Linked DNA regions of Mus musculus: region 1 is linked to region 2. A link is a loop called in an ENCODE intact Hi-C map of the cell type or tissue named here. Cell type or tissue: gastrocnemius. All regions are shown on one strand.

The links. Hi-C counts contacts between places; a loop is a spot of excess contacts. Peaks named below come from ENCODE experiments on the same cell type or tissue, not always from the same donor. Only the 100,000 strongest peaks of a DNase experiment are listed, where the experiment ranks them.
Region 1: a loop joins it to region 2, with 3 times the contacts of the local background. A loop is called at or near these places in 5 of 42 quality-filtered maps.

Annotation. Positions count from the first base shown.
Region 1 is chr14:30,696,405-30,704,404 of GRCm38, forward strand. No RefSeq gene overlaps it. Among named protein-coding and RNA genes, the nearest start is that of Sfmbt1, 15 kb to the right of the region's middle. In gastrocnemius, a CTCF peak has its summit at 3,476 (motif pointing left); a DNase peak (open chromatin) is centred at 3,452.
Region 2 is chr14:30,878,077-30,886,076 of GRCm38, forward strand. Mustn1 (musculoskeletal, embryonic nuclear protein 1) reads left to right here and starts at 1,181. Exons shown (of 3, transcript NM_181390.3): 1 at 1,181-1,539; 2 at 2,541-2,673; 3 at 2,848-3,534. The coding sequence starts at 1,531. The coding sequence ends at 2,954. In gastrocnemius, CTCF peaks have their summits at 3,466 (motif pointing left) and 3,670; DNase peaks (open chromatin) are centred at 1,327, 3,455 and 3,864; H3K4me3 peaks cover 3,473 bases; H3K27ac peaks cover 5,530 bases.

The DNA.
Region 1 (8,000 bases), 180 kb before region 2:
GTCAGAGTTGAGCAGTCCCTCAGTGGTGGGATGGGGAGTTGAGAGCTAGTGGGCCTGTGTACTTCAAGACCAGAGCCTGGACACAGCCACATTCAAGTAGGAGTGCTAGATCAGTGTAGTGCTCACCATGGAGTCTGAATGTGTCTACGTGCTGTGCTTTTTGATGATAAGTGATGTTATCTCTTGATATTGTGTATTGCGTTATTACCTGTGCCTATGGTATGTATACATGCCCATGTGTGTGTTCACATGTATATGGATGTGTTTGTGTAGGTGTGTGTATATGGATATGCAGAGGCCAGTTGAGCTGAGGCATCTTCCCTCCATTGCCCTCTTTACTGAGGTCTCTCACTGAGCCTGGAGCTCACAGACTCAGTTCAGTTACTCTAGCCAGCCAGTTTTCCCTGGGGACCCCCTGTCTTTGTTTTCTGAATGCTGGGATTACTGGGAAGCTAAGGCTCCGAAGAGTAGAAAGATGGAGCAGAAGTGTAGAGCTAACTAAGAGATACAGTTATGGTCATGGGCTGCCTCTGACCAAGGGATGCCGTAGCCTCATGAATAGGACGTTTCACATGTAATCCCTACAACACAGAGCAGGGGCTTCTGACCTTCACGGTAGAGGTCAGGGGCAGGTTTCGTGTCCATCCTAAGGGACTAGTTGTGGTGAATCCCTCCAAACCTATTTTCTATCTCAGACTGAGAGCAAGCCAGACCTTCAGTTTGGCTTGACAGGAAGATCTGTGCTTTTCTAAAACCACCACCTAGCTGCTTTATGTTAACATGCTAAACTATCCCTACCTGACTGCCAGGATAAACTATCCCTACCTGACTGCCAGGCTGAGGCATCTCTCTAGGGTCACCTGCACCACGCTTGTTGCAGACAGGGCTGCTCTTTGTTACCTATCCAGCAGGGCTAAGCCCATTGCCAACGTGGGCGATTCTTCTCTATACCCAGTCAAAGGAGGCTGAAGTTAATTTGGGGGAACATATAAAGGTTCAGGCTAGAAGCCCTAGGTCCAAGGTCCCAGTCATACAAGAGTGCTAGTTCACACATAGGCAAGTCCCAGACTTGGTGAACCAAGTCCTTAAGGGCACATCCTAAACAGAGAGATCTAAGGACCATCATTCAGTTACAAGGCCTACTTAGCTTAGCCACCGTGTACAGTACTGCCAAGCACGTGTTTCCGCGGCCATATCGCAAGTGAGCTTTGCGTTTATGTCTACCCTAGGAGCATAGGGAGAGAGAGTATACAGATGCATCTTCCTTGCCTCAGACAGCAAGAGACAGGGGGCATGTATCAGAGGCATGGATGACATGGGGGGACACACAGATTTTTTTCGTGTGTCTGAAGACAACTCACCAGGATTTAATCTGTAACTCGAATTCAGTCGGCTAAGTAAGGCTAAGAAGTGTGTGGTTGTCATGGCAACACCAAATTGCCCAGGACCAGGTTGGTCTCTAAGGGGGGTGGGGTGTGCAGAGCCAAGCCTCTATCTCCTTGTTAGAGATTGTTGCGAAGAATAGAAAGCATTCTTCCCACTACCACAGCTCAGGGTGTCTGAGCTGTCGGTGTAGAACAAATAAGCCAGGCTGCCTCTGCCCTTCGCTCTGAGACGAAGGGCCCAGATTGCCCAGGTATACCGCGTTCCAAAGGCAACCCTTTATTCAGGGAATACTTGCCATCCTTAACGACTAGATGTCTCAGGCTGTACCCTTCTCCTGAGGGCTAGCCCCGCCCCAGAGAGCTCACATTTGGAGCCTTTTGATTCTAGTGTTCAGCTTCCACCTGTTGCCTGGTATATGGGCACCACTTGGCTCATCACCCGAGCCTAGTCTGAAGGATCAGAGAACCTACAGCCTCACCTGGAGTGCCAGCAGCTGAGGCCTCCATTTCCAAGCACGTAGCCTGATTACCTGGCCCCTTCCTTTCCACCAAGCACGAAAGGGCCAGCTGGGGATTGATTGCCTTGGCCTAGATAGCAGTAGGCAGAGGAGGAGAGGGCTGCTCAAGTGGGGAAGTAGTTAAGCCTTCTCTGTTCCCCAGCCTCACTCCTTATATCTCTGTTCTCTTCTGACCAATCTGTGCTCTTGGGCCCTTAGAACAAGGGCCTAGCCACTCAGCAAGCCTCTGAGGGCTCCCAGCCAGCCAAGTCTGGCATGTCCATCTCCGTGGTCCCTAGGGGGTACTCAAGAAGGGACTCCCAAGGACACCTAAAACATGGAGGTATGAATGGTTGACTTGGGTAGTAAGGAGTGGGAACAAAAGAAATGAGACTGTCCAGATTTGGGGAGAGGAATCTGGTAGGCTGAGTTCAAAAAGCCGTAAATGTCAGGCTGAGAAAAGGGCTGTTTGGTCCTCATCTGCATCCACTGTCCTGCAATGACTCCCATCTTCTAGGAGGCTCACAGGGGTCCTTGGCAGATGTGACCCCATTATTTCATCTCCTTCAGAGACACAGACACCTGAGGGCCCATCCCCCAAAGCCTATTTCATGTGGCCCCTAAAATAAACGACACTGGCTGCATGAGATCCAGCAGACCCTGTTGCTTTTGCTGCGTGGTCTGTGGTCTTTTCTGCTTGTCCAATTAGTGCTAATTGGAATAGGGAAGTGTACACACGAGACAGGTACAGAGCTGGAGCTCTGATGCCTTGTCAGAGCTTGGAGACATTAAGCTTCCTGGGACAGGCCGTTCCCTACAGGGACAGAGACCCCTTGGGGCCGTTAGTGTTGTACAGGGACTCCCGTGGCTTCCTGTGCATCAGAGCCAGGGACAGTGAATCCTCTGCTGTCTAGAGGACCTAGGCTGCACTGAACATCTACAGCCTACCCCAGAGGCCCCAGGGCAGGCCAGGCCCACACTCGCCTTTCTAAGGAGTCTTCTTCACGTGACCAGAACGGAGGCTCTTCTTCTCTGTTCTCCGGGGCTGAAGCTGAGAGACAGGACGGTTGAGAGAGGCACAGAGGGTCCGGGAGCTTCCTGGATGCTTTCCTGACCCTCAACCCCAGCCTAGCAAGCAGCTTGGTAAAGGCAAGGAAAGCCTGACTGTTCTACTTGGTTCACATTTGCTCCTGGGGTCCAAGTCTCAGAGGCCCAGGGTCTCTTCCTAGAGAACTGAGACCTGCACCGTGCTCCCCAGCCCACCTCCCATCCCCACTTGTGTTTCTGCTTTCGAGATGGAGAGCCCATAGGCAAAGCACGCTTGTGTCAAGTCCAGGTCGGGTTCTCCAGCTTACGTGGGTATCCTTCCTGTCAGGCTTGTACCTTAACCGCACCCCCCACCCCCCGCCACCTCACCGTGGCCTCAGAGAAGGTTTTTGTTTTGGTTTGCTTGTTTTTTTGAGGCTCAGGGTCCACATGGACTTCTGGCTAACATTATAACCTCTGCTGGACCCCGAGGGCAGTCTCCCTGTGGTTGCTCCTCTGCTGCCAGCTTTCAGAGGGAACACATGGGAGAGTCCTGCCCCCTAGCGGCTGCATTGCTGGGCCTCGCCTCTCAAGGATCCCAAGATCCCTCTGCTCGCTCTAGTGCCTGGTACCCAAGCTCATGCCACAAGAGCAGAGTCCCAAGAAATGTGACCCAGGGATCCTGGTCTGTGAGCACCCTTGAGTCCCGAGGACACTGTTTCTAGAGGTGACTACCAGTTAGAGGCCCTAAGTGGTCCTAGGTTGGGTCACAGAGTCTCAGGCTACTAAGAAGGAGGCCCCACAGTGCCCATGAACAGTGAACAGCATAGTTAATGAGAACTAAGCCCAGGCTGGTATGGGGGCCTTGCATTCTGCCTTCCCCTGTATAGTCGCTGTGACCAGAGCCACACTGCCAAGGCTCCACCAGCTTCCTTGGTCTCTCTAGCCTGACCCCCACAAGACATCTGCCTGTGCTAGGGTAGTCTGCCATATAGTGTCTTCCAGAGAAAGAAGTTCCTTAGTTTCTTTTTTTGTTTGTTTGCTTGTTTGTTTTTTCTCATTTTTTGTTTTTGTTTTTGTTTTTTTGAGACAGGGTTTCTCTGTGTAGCCCTGGCTGTCCTGGAACTCACTCTGTAGACCAGGCTGGCCTGGCCTCGAAGAAATCCGCCTGCCTCTACCTCCCAAGTGCTGGAATTAAAGGTGTGCACCTGTTCCTTAATTTCTTAACTTAAATTTTATTTGGGTGTTTCGCCTGTATATGTGCCTGTGTACCACATGCATGTCTGGTGTCTGAGGAGGTAAGAAGAGGGCATTGCCTCCTCCTGGGATTGCAGGTGGTCGTGAGCTACTCTGTGGGTCCTGAGACTTGAACCTGGTTCTTTGAAAGAGCAGCTGTCCTTTTTAAAAATTTTTTAAAATGAGACTGGGTCTCTCTAATATATATCTCTGACTATCTTAGAAGGCAGATGCCACCATGTTCTGTGGAGCCATTGATCTTAACTCCTGAGCTATTTCTTCATCCCAGTCGCTGAGTTTTTAATGACACCAGAAACGTCAGTTCAACCTCACTATTTGTCCTAACAGCTGAAATGGGGGCTATCCCAAAAGCTGTTGCCTGTAGGCTGGCTATGTTCTTCTAGCTGGGCTGCCTTGTCTGGCCTCAGTGGGAGAGGAAGAGACTTGAAATGCCAGGATAGGAGGGATACCAGGGCGGGGGGGCACCCACTCAAAAGAGAAGGGGAGAGGAGATTAGGGGAAGGATTGTGGAAGGGGGTGACCAAGAGGGGGGGTCACTGAGCGGAATATAGCGTGAATAAGTAAAAAAAAAAAAAAAAAAAAAACAAGGGCTGGGTATGGTGATACATGCTTCCAGTGCCAGCATTTGAAAGGCAGAGGCAGGAGGCTCTATGGATTAGAGGCCAACCTGTTCTATATCGGGAGTTCTAGGCCAGGCAAGGCTACATAGTGAGACCCTGTCTCAAAACAAACAAATAGAATATAATGCAAGCCAAATTTTAATCCTAGTACTCAGGAGGCAGAGGCAAGATGGGTCTCTGTGAAGTTAAAAGCAGCCTGGTTTACAGTGAGGAACAGCCGGGTTACATAGAAAGACCATGTCTCCAAACAAACCACAAACAAGTGAATAAATGAAAAGGAAAAAAGTAACACAAGCCAGCCAGTGCACACATCTGTGTTCCCAGCCAGTGTAACATCTGTGTCCCAGCCAGTGCACACACCTGTGTTCCAGCCAGTGCACACATCTGTGTCCCAGCCAGTGCACACATCTGTGTCCCAGTCAGTGCACACAGTTGTGCTCCCACTTTTGGAGAGGGAGGAGGATTGCCTGAGCAGAGTACGAGGCTTGCCTGGGTAGCACAACACCATCACAACCCAAACCCCAAAGCTCGGTAGATTGGTGATGACCAATGCTTGTAAATTCAGTATTCCAAAGGTAGAAAAACCTCAAGTTCAAGGCCATCCCAGGCTACAAAGGACTTCAAGGGCAAGTCTGGGCTTCATAGCAAGGCTCTGTCTGAAGAGAAAACAAAAAAACAAACAGAAAACAATGCAATGAAATTAAATCAAAGTACTCCTTTGTCTCCACAGGCTCAGAACTCAGAAAGGTAAGCAGTTTGGTTCTCCCTGCCCCCTATAAAGAGAGCAGGATACTAATACTATAAAGCAAGTTATTGTATTTCAAAGAATGAGTTTTGGTGGTTTGTGTGTCTAAAACGTATAACTCATTTAGGACTGGCAAGATTTAGGGCTCAGCCAGAAAGCACTTGTGGAAAAAGCCCGACTACCAGAATGCTCCTAAAGGTGGAAGGAGAGAACTGAACTGTATAGGTTTGTCCCTTTTCCTCTACAAGCACAGGGCAGCATGAGCCCTCTCCACCCTCCCCCACCAACAGATACACAGTAATGAAAGGAATTAAGAAATACAAAAGGGCATATAAACGGTTTATTAAATATTAGGTGAAAGAAGTTTAATTTATCTTCCTGAGGTCATGCCCCCTCTGCAGAAGACCCCCCCCCTCCAGGGCAGCAAAGCCAGTGACATCATGAGACCCCTGACTTTCTATCTCTGTCCGTTCATTTTGCTATTCAAAATTAATTCCTTAAACCTCAGGTGGTAGCCTTTAATCCCAGCACTTGGGAGGCAGAGGCCAGCCTGGTCTACAGAGGGAGTTCCAGGATAGCCAGAGCTACACAGAGAAACTCTATCTGGGGCAGGGGGTGATGTGGGGGGTTTGGGGGAGAGACAACAACAACAACAAAACCATTAAACCTCTGGCCAGCAAGATAATTAGCAATAACCACACTTGCCACTGAGCTTCGAGGGCAGCCTGAGTTGATCATAGGATCCTCGTGGGAGAGGAAAGAAATAGCTCCTGTAGTTGTCCTCTGACCTCTGCACACACAAATGAATGAAAGAAAGAAATAAAAAACAAACACAGTCTGTCAAGCATGACGATTCTTGCCAGCAATCCCAGGACTCAGGAAGCTTCAGCAAGAAGATTGTTGCAAATTCAGGGGTAGCCTGATCCACGTAATGAGTTCTAAGCTAGCTGGACTAGATCGAGACACTATCTAAAAATGAAAAGATCCCTTTAAGCTTCGATGTTCAGAACTTATTTTCTCCTTTCTTCCTGCTGAGCATGGTTAGGTGGGTGGAGAGGTGAGGGGGACTGGCTTCCAACCTCATATCTCAGAGCTAGAGTGTTTCCAGAAGTCTACGGAACTCTTGCATGCCTCATGGAGTATGCTCTTTCTCCGTAGACACAGCTCCCCTAAACAATCCATTTCCTTTCCCCTCCTCTTCACTCCTTATAATTGACATATCACTTCCGCATCTGGACAATGGGCACAGTTAGTCTGGTCCCTGTTTCTGGACATCTATGCTCTTTCCAATGGAGTGCTGTTACAGACTGGCTGTGGACATTGCTCCTTCCCGCCCCTCCAGCCTCTCCTGCCCCCGGCCCCACCCCATGCAGGTCTCTCCCTGACACTGTCTACTGAGGTACTGGGGCGGGGGTAGAATTGCTGAGCTGTGTGGCACTTACCACATCATACTCTAAAGAACCTGTGTGGGACTTCTTGCACCTCTCATGGTGATGTGACATTTTCTCAAAATGATGCCTTTTAATGTGACTTTTTCTATTAATTACAAGGTTTTGTTATTATTGTTTGTTTGGTTTGGTTTGGTTTGGTTTTGTAATTCTGAGGCAGGCCCTCACTATGTAACCTTGGCTGGCCTAGAACTCAAGAGTTCTGCCTTTGTTTCCCCAGTGTTGGTATTGAAGGCATATATACAATACCTGGCCCACTTAGAAGTTTTTAAAAATATACTTCTAGCCAGGTGTGGTGGTCTATACCTTTAATACCAGTACTTGGGCGGCAGAGGCCGGTAGATCTCTGTGAATTTGAGGTCAATTTGGTCTACATAGCAAGTTCTAAAGTAGCCAGAGGTACATTTGAGACCCTGTCTCAAAATAAATATGTAAAATATTAAAAAGTGCTCCTGACAAACAGTAGCATATCGTTCAATTTTTTTTTTTTTTTTTTTTTTTTTTTGCTTTTGTTTTTCAAGACAGGGTTTCTCTGTATAGCCCTGGCTGTCCTGGAATTCACTTTGTAGACCAGGCTGGCCTCGAACTCAGAAATCCGCCTGCCTCTGCCTCCCAAGTGCTGGGATTAAAGGCATGCGCCACCACCGCCAAGGCCACATCGTTCAATCTTTTGCAATTGTATTAATTCTCCCAGCGTCCTCCTGCCCATTCACAGAATTCCCTGGACTTCCTGTCTAGTAGCCACCAAGGAAGGCCTCCAGGAAAATAAAGGACAAACAACTGAAGACTGACATAGCCTATTGGGAGGTCTTGAGCTCACTTTATGGTGATCACAGAAGGACTTACCTGGGAGAATGTGACCAGAGAGGCATGCGGGGGTGGAGGGTGGGGTGGGGTACGGGAGGGGGATGGACAGGCTTTCTGTTTGCTGTAGCTCTTGAGGTCGCAATGGAGACTGCCCAGGGCTCAGTGGGTGGGTGGATCACAGGTGGGTGGCTTTTAAGTCTCTATTCTGTCATTTA
Region 2 (8,000 bases):
TTTTTTAGATGAAAGAGAAGATGGTGTACTTCCATTGTAAACTGGTTTACAGTAAATTTTCACATCTTATTATATAAAAGAAGAAAAAGGAGGAAAAAACCCAGCACTTTTGTGGTCGTTGGTTGTGTGCCCTGTGCCCTGTAACTCACAACCAACTCAACGGGTTAATAAACCTGATGGCTTGGCTGCAGTGGGCTCAGAGTCTGCGATGAAAGGAGCCTAGCGTGGTCTAGCCATCATCCTGATGAGCCTAACCCGCTTTTCCTCCTGGGTCGTGAGAGCTGGGCATCCCTTATCCTTGTCCTAGTCAGCCAGCTGTGGGTACTCCTCACAAGGCATGGCCTGGCCTCCCCTTGGAATCATGGGTATTGCTCAGGTCCCTGCGTATAGACCTGATGGTGCACACACTGACCTACTGGGAGCCAGGCCCAGAACCAAGAATGGGATAGAGTTCGAGGCACAACAGCTATGGAATGACATTTAGGATGACTGTTAGTGCCTGGTTGAATTTCATCTGCCTGGTGCCTTCAGGGATAAACACAATGTCCATTGTAGACGGGAGGGAGTGGAGAGAAGTCTAAGACAAACCTCCAACCCACATCTACCACAGCCCACCTCAGGCTTAGGGTCCCTGCATTGCCACCAGTGATCTTTCCATGCAAAGATGAAGTTAGTGGTGGGTGCTAAATGATTTTCCAAGGGAGCTCTACTCTTTACTACAGCTTAATAGCTGAAGTGGCATTCACCCCAGCCCTCTAAAGTCCTGCCAGCCAGCTTCCAAGTGTCCATCTTAGACAGAAGCCCTCTATAGGCCTTTACTAGCAAGCATGGTCTCCTCCGGGCCTATACTGTACCTTGCTTTGTCTCTTTATTAAACTTGTCCCAGGGCTGGCTAGAGGACCAGGACACCAACAAGACTGTGATATGGCAGCTCCACAGGGTCTCGGCCTTCCTGGCTACTCACTCTGAGTTGGCTGTGCTCACCATGAGGAAGTGTTTCCAAGCAACAGAAAGGAAGTTTCTCCCCTGCTAATGTGCTGGGATGGAAAATCTATTTCCAGTGGAATCCAGGAGTAGAAGAGAAAGCTAAACAAACTCAGAGCATCCACCCTTGTTCAGGGCCCTCCCTCTCCTCAGAGACTTCCCCTCCCACCCCTGCCACTGGGATGGGTTCTTGCAGTCAGCCTGGGCAGGCTGTCTCACACATTCCAGGGTTCACATTCATAAACACAGTCTGTGAACAACAGTGCCAACACCTCCCACCGTCGAGTAAGCAGCTGTCCCCAGAGATGCGGGGTCCCCGCGGCCATCTCCTCTCACCAGGGCAGCTGCCCATCATCGCCAAGAATAAACTCCAGCTAGTCGCTGCGTGGATCTGAATCATCTGAGAGCTTCCAAAGGAGGGGAGTGACTACCCAGGACGCACAAGCAGACTATATAAGTTCCCAAGGGTTGGGCCTCACGCAGATCCTTTCCTGTGGCTACTGCCTGCCAGAGAGCTACCAACAGCGAGCTTGCTTGGCATCCAACATGTCCGAGGTAAGGAGGCCCAGAAGGGACTAGTTGGTGCCAAGGAAGTTGCGAGGGCAAGGCTGGACACTAAGTAGTAGTGCCTGCTCTGAAGTAAAAGCCAAAGCTAAACAGAAGCACCGTGGCCCTTCCAGGCTGGCCTCTGGACACCCTGGGTCTCACCAGGCTCTGGTGAAAGGCCTTGACACTTCAGGCGTGTGAGGGGTTGGAGGTGGGGAGTGCCTATATAGAACTGTGCGCCTTTGTATGGAGATGAGGGAGCTAGCCTTGCTGGCTTAGTGTGTCCTGATGTGTACACATTTGTAATCTGGAGGAAGGATGAGGGGCGGAGACTGTACCTATAGATCTGTCTGTCTCCCTGTGAGGGTGTGTCTGCAGGCCTGCGTTTCCCTGGGAGCTCAGCCCAGGCTGAGTGAGGGAATCCTTGCACCTGCCTGCAGGGCTTAAGAAGGAATCAGGTGTCAGCCTCACAGGCGCCCGCCCGGGTGGTAGAGAAGGGTGAGCACTAAATCTGGCTTTCCCGGCTCTACTGGGCAAGAACAACAAGGTCATCCTTGCTCCTTTCTCCATGGCTGTCTACCCCGATCCCTCCCCAAACACAGTAAACATCAGTGGTTTTGTTTTAGGGAAAGGGGGGAGGGGCAGTCTTACGGACTTCACCACCTCTGTGAACAGATCTTAGAATTCCTGAGATTACCAAGGGCTCCTCAGTCTTAGAGTTCATCTTTTTGCTCTCCGCCCTTGTGTCCAGTCCTGAACTCGGCCTGACAAACAGGCCAGTGTGAGGATGCAGTGGTCACCACCCCCAGGAGTTCCCTCCCTGTCTGTGGGGAAAGGTCAGATGTCCAAGTCAGGCTAAGAAGGCAGGGAGGTGGCGGGGAACTTGCAGTTGGGAGAGGAGTGAGCTTTGAATCGGCTTAATTCGGAAGCCTGGGAAGGAGGAGCCCCCGCCAAAGTTGGGGGGTCTTCATCTCAAGGCATTGAATTGTAAGGCTCTCGACTTTTCCAAGGCTGGCACTCCTGAAGGCCCCATCAAGAAGAAGCGGCCCCCTGTGAAGGAAGAAGACCTGAAGGGGGCCCGAGGGACCCTGGCCAAGAACCAGGACATCAAGTCTAAGACATACCAGGTCATGCGGGACTACGGTGAGTGTCCCCCGGGCATGTGGTAGAATTGGAGACACAAGCATCCCCCGGTGGTAGCTAAGAGGTGTTGAGGGTCTCTGGGCATAGGAGGGGCTGCACACAGCATAGGGAGCCCTGCCTCTGAGAAGACCAGTTTAGGTCCCTGATGTCACCTCCTCCATCTCTTGCCTCCAGAGCAAGCCGGCTCAGCTGCCCCATCTGTATTCAGCCGCAACCGCACAGGCACCGAGACAGTCTTTGAGAAGCCCAAAGAGGGACCAGCCAAGAGCGTGTTTGGCTGAGACATGCACATTGCACCATCCACCCGGACACAGGAGCCTCCCCACGAACTTTTTTTTTTTTGTAATGCTGGAAGATGCCTTTCCTCTGCTGTCTCTTGAACCATCATGACTCCCACAACCCTAGCCCTTGGAAACACCAATAAAGAGTATGCCCAATGTCCCCAACCTTGGGACGTTGCCATGGCCGCTACCTGCAGAAGAGAGGGAAGTGTGGGGACATAGCATATCTGGTGCCCTTCCTGGACTCTGAGGTGGGACAGGGAATAATGTGTGTGCTCTCAGAACCACTGAGGTGTTCCAGGCAGAGCCTTAGCCGTGGAGTCCTGGTGCGGACTTTCTGATGCGTGTAGGAGACAGTTCTTCCTAAATCTCTGTTTTAGGCTGGGAAGATGGTGCCATAGCTAAAAGTACTTGCCATTTCTTTAGAGGACTCTGGTTCAGTTCCCAAATATCCTCATGGTAGCTCATAACCATTGAACTCTGCCACCCTCTTCTGGCCCCTGCGGGCATTGCATTACGTGTGGTATGCCTGTAGTCAAAATACTCACGTACCTAAAATAAAAATGAAATGGAAAAGTAACCTTCGGTTTCCCATCATGCACAGCAGGAGAGTTGAGTTAATGTCTATGGCATAAAGCAGGTTTCAGTAACAGAGAGACCTTGTTGGAGGCCGAGCTCCCTCTGCCTGCCTCAGAAGGTGCTGCAGTGTTTCCAGGGTCCTCCAAGCCCATTATCCTTACTCCTTTGCCCATGGTGTCTCTGGACTGTATGTCTCCATCTCAAAGCCCAAACTAGGTGTGGTTCCTCTGGCCAGTGGCCGTGAGTTTCCAAGACTCCTCAGCAACCATGTCCCGCCCCCCAGCATGGTGGCCGGGGTATGAGAACACCAGGTTCCTAGCTGTGTGCCATCTGTCTCCTCAGACCTGTGTCCTATGTCTGCTGTGTCAGGTTGAGGAAGCTAAAAGCTTGCCCAGTTAGAATGGCAAGAACACAGGCAGGCCAATAATGGCTCCTGAGAGCAGACCTACAGGGCCTGGCTCATGGATGACTCCTCCTGAGAAGCTCCTGTGACCCCTGGGCAGGTAGCTCTGGCTCCAGGCTGGGCCTATCCTCTGGGTCCCAGAGGAGCAGACGTCTTGTGGGGACAGAGCCAGCACTTGCTCACTGGACCTCTTAATAATGTCCTTCCCAGCAGAACTGTGTACTGTCCAACCCCACTCCCATCCAGAGCCTGGAGGGTGAACGGACACACAGGAGTGTGGCCTCTGACCATAGCCTTGCAAGGGAAGGCAGGGTTTTCATAGAAGCAACAGAAATTTCCTCAAAGTTTCCAACGCCCTGTCCTAGGGACAGATGCCACCAGCCTTGAGGTAAACCACACCAATGAAGACAACACACCAGTAGCTGGCCACACTTCTGGGTCCGTAGACTCAGGAGTGGACTTTCCAGGGCCACCAGAGGACACCAACTCCAGCTGCATCAAGTATTCAATATTTGTTTGCTTTATTACAGTGTCTATTATTTTAAAAAAAAAAAAGTACTTAGTGGGTGAGGGTAAGGTGTCCCCCACCTCTACCTCATCCTTTGAAAGTTACAGCAGGCAGGAGAAATGGCTCTGGACTCATGAGAGAGGGAGAGCTGGCTCTGCCCTCACTAGCTACAACACTCCAGAGATCAGACCCCTGCACCTCTCCTGAGCACTGCAGTACAGCTGACCCTGGAGTGGGGGTGGGTCGCAGGTGAGCAAGCCCAGAGGGTGTGAGCATGGGAGCCCTGCCACTTGTCTGACATGTGGTGGCATGGGCAAGGGGAAGATGCCACCCTTTGACCCTTCCCACCTATGGCAGGCGGGAGAGTTGGCCCCAAGGTCATGGGAGCTAGAGAACTAGCCTTGTGCCTCATCTACTGCAGCATTTGGGAGAACAGGCCCTGCCCCTTGCCTGCACACCGCAAGAGAGCTGGCTCTGCTGGAGAGCATGAGACCAGGAGAGCTGACTGTCCTTGCTGGCTGTGGCATTAGGTGAGCTAGCCCGGGCAGTGCTGGAGAACTCGCCTTGTGCTGTGGGTACAGGAGAGATGGAGGGTGGACCAGCTCAGCTACCACCCAAGCCCAGATCTAGGGCTTTGAGTTGGCCCATGCCAGCATCTCCCCCATCCATGAACTGCCGGAGCGTGTGAAGGGGCTGGTCCTACAGATAAAGATGCAGGGTCTCCAAGACACAGAGCCACAACAGAATTTCCAAGAGGAGTCCCTCTCAGGGGATTCAGTATTTATAGCATAGCAGGAGCCAGAAGCCTCCAACGGGACCAATGACTCATTTCAGTGAACATCTCCAAGTAAAAAAGTATAAACAAAAGAGTATACTGTGGGACACAGTCACACATTACAGCTTTGACAACAAGATTTACCCACTTTGGGCTGGAGGTTTCAAGGGCAAAAGGTAGTGGGGAGATGAGTGGGATTGGGGTGGGTGATGTGAAATTCACAAAGAATCAACAAAAAGTTAAATTAAAAAACAAAGCCGGGCAGTGGTGGCGCACACCTTTGATTCCAGCACTTGGGAGGCAGAGGCAGGTGGATTTCTGAGTTTGAGGCCAGCCTGGTCTACAAAGTGAGTTCCAGGACAGCCAGGGCTACACAGAAAAACCCTGTCTTGAAAAACAAAAACAAAAACAAACAAAACAAAAACAAAAAACAAACAAAACCAGCTGGGCATGGTGGCAAACACTTTCAATCCCAATACTTGGGAGGCAGAGATGGGCAGATCTCTGTGAGTTCGAGGACCTTTTCCTCAAAGTGAGTTCCAGGACAGCAAGGCTATTACATGGTGAAACCTTGTCTCAAAAAAAAAAAAAAAATACAAAAAAAAACCCATAATTCTTTACAGTTCTTGAAAGAACAATACTCAACTTCACTTCATATGGAAAAATAAAAAAAAAAACAGGATAGCTAAAACAATCCTGTACAATAACATAACTTTTGGAGTTATCACCATCCCTGATCTGAAGGTGTACTACAGAGCAATAGTAATAAAAACTACACAGTATTAGTAAAGGAACTGACAGGTTGATCAATGGAATTGAACATGCAGTGAATCCACACACCGGTGGACACTTGATTTTTGCCAAGCCAAAACCATACAAGGGGGGGGGGGGAAGCGTCTTCAACAAACACTGCTGGTCTAACAGGATGTCTGCAAGTAGACAGTTACAAATAGATCCACATCTATCACCCTGCGCAACACTCAAGTCCAAGTGGATCAAAGACCTCAACATAAAACCGGATACACTAATTCTGATAGAAGAGAAAGTGGGAAATAACCTTAAGTGTATTGACACAGGAGACAACTTCCTGAATAGAACACCAACATTCCAGGCACTAAGATCAACAATTAATAAGTGGTACCTTGGCCTGGAGAGATGGCTCAGAGGTTAAGAGCACTGACCGTTCTTCCAGAGGTCCTGAGTTCAATTCCCAGCGACCACATTGTGGCTCACAACCATCTGTAATGGGATCTGATACCCTCTTCTGGTGTGTCTGAAGTCAGCTACAGTGTACTCATCATATATATCAAATAAATAAATAAGTAAAATTTTTTTTCTCTTTTTGTTTTTTTGTTTTGTTTTTTGAGACATAGTTTCTCTGTATAGCCCTGGCTGTCCTGGAACTCACTCTGTAGACCAGGCTGGCCTCAAACTCAGAAATTCGCCTGCCTCTGCCTTCCAAGTACTGGAATCAAAGGTGTGTGCCACCACTGCCCGGCAAGTAAAATCCTTTAAAAAATAAAAATGGGACCTCATGAAATGGAAAAGTTCTGTAAGGCAAAGGACACTGTCAAAAGGACAAAATGACAGGCTACAAAATGGGCATAGATCTTCACCAACCCCACATCCAACAGAAGGCTGACATCCAAAATATATACAAAAACTCAAAAAGTGAGATGTCAACAAACAAAATAACCCAATTAAAAAGTGGGGTACAGATCTATACATAAATCTAGACAGAGGAATCTCTAATGGCCAAGAAGCACTTAAAGAAATGTTTAGCCAGGCAGTGGTGACCCATGCCTTTAATCCCAGCACTTGGGAGGCAGAGGCAGGCAGATTTCTGAGTTCAAGGCCAGCCTGGTCTACAGAGTGAGTTCCAGGACAGCCAGGGCTACACAGAGAAACCCTGTCTTGAAAAAAGAGAAAGAAAGAAAGAAAGAAAGAAAGAAAGAAAGAAAGAAAGAAAGAAAGAAAGAAAGAAAGAAAGGAAGGAAGGAAGGAAGGAAGGAAGGAAGGAAGGAAGGGAAGGAAGGAGAGAGAGAGAGAGAGAGAGAGAGAGAGAGAGAGAGAGAGAGAGAGAGAGAGAGAAATTTTCAACATCCTTAGTCATCAGGGAAATGCAAATCAAAACAACTCTGAAATTCCAGCTCCTTCAGAATGGCTAAGATCAAGAAGAAGATAAGCCTGCAGCTTGGTGTGCTAAGACCGGTTGATATCCACGGGAGGCCTCCTGTTTTCTGAGGAGAAAGGGGAGGAGGGGTGGATGGGTGTGGGTTGGGGATGAGCTGAGAGGGAGGGACTGGAAGGAAAGGAGGGAGGGGAAGCTGCAACCGAGATGGAAAGTAAATAAAAATCAACAAAAAATAAAATAAAATAAATCAGTGCTTCTACTTTCTCAAGGACATATTGAGAAAAGGTATTAGCAGCACCTAAGGGCCGCTCTCAAGGGCCTGCTATGACAAAGTCAGCCCACACTCTACCTGTACACAGCTTTCAGGAATTCTATCCCTGTGCCTCACCTTCCTGCATAGACTGTCCAACATCACACCTCTAGGCTCAGGGTATGCATCTTTACAACTCTAACGTATTGTCAAATTGCAGACCTGTTCGAGAGTCTGCTTGGCTTGAACCTACAGCCTGGTTATACTAATAGGACCCATGGAGCAGCCTGGTACCAGAGAGTGAACAGGGGTTTCTGGACCCAGCATCTTTTGCTCCAAAAAGTGCCCAATCTTGCTAATGTCCTCAGATGCGTCTGTGGTCCTCTCGGTGTCTCAG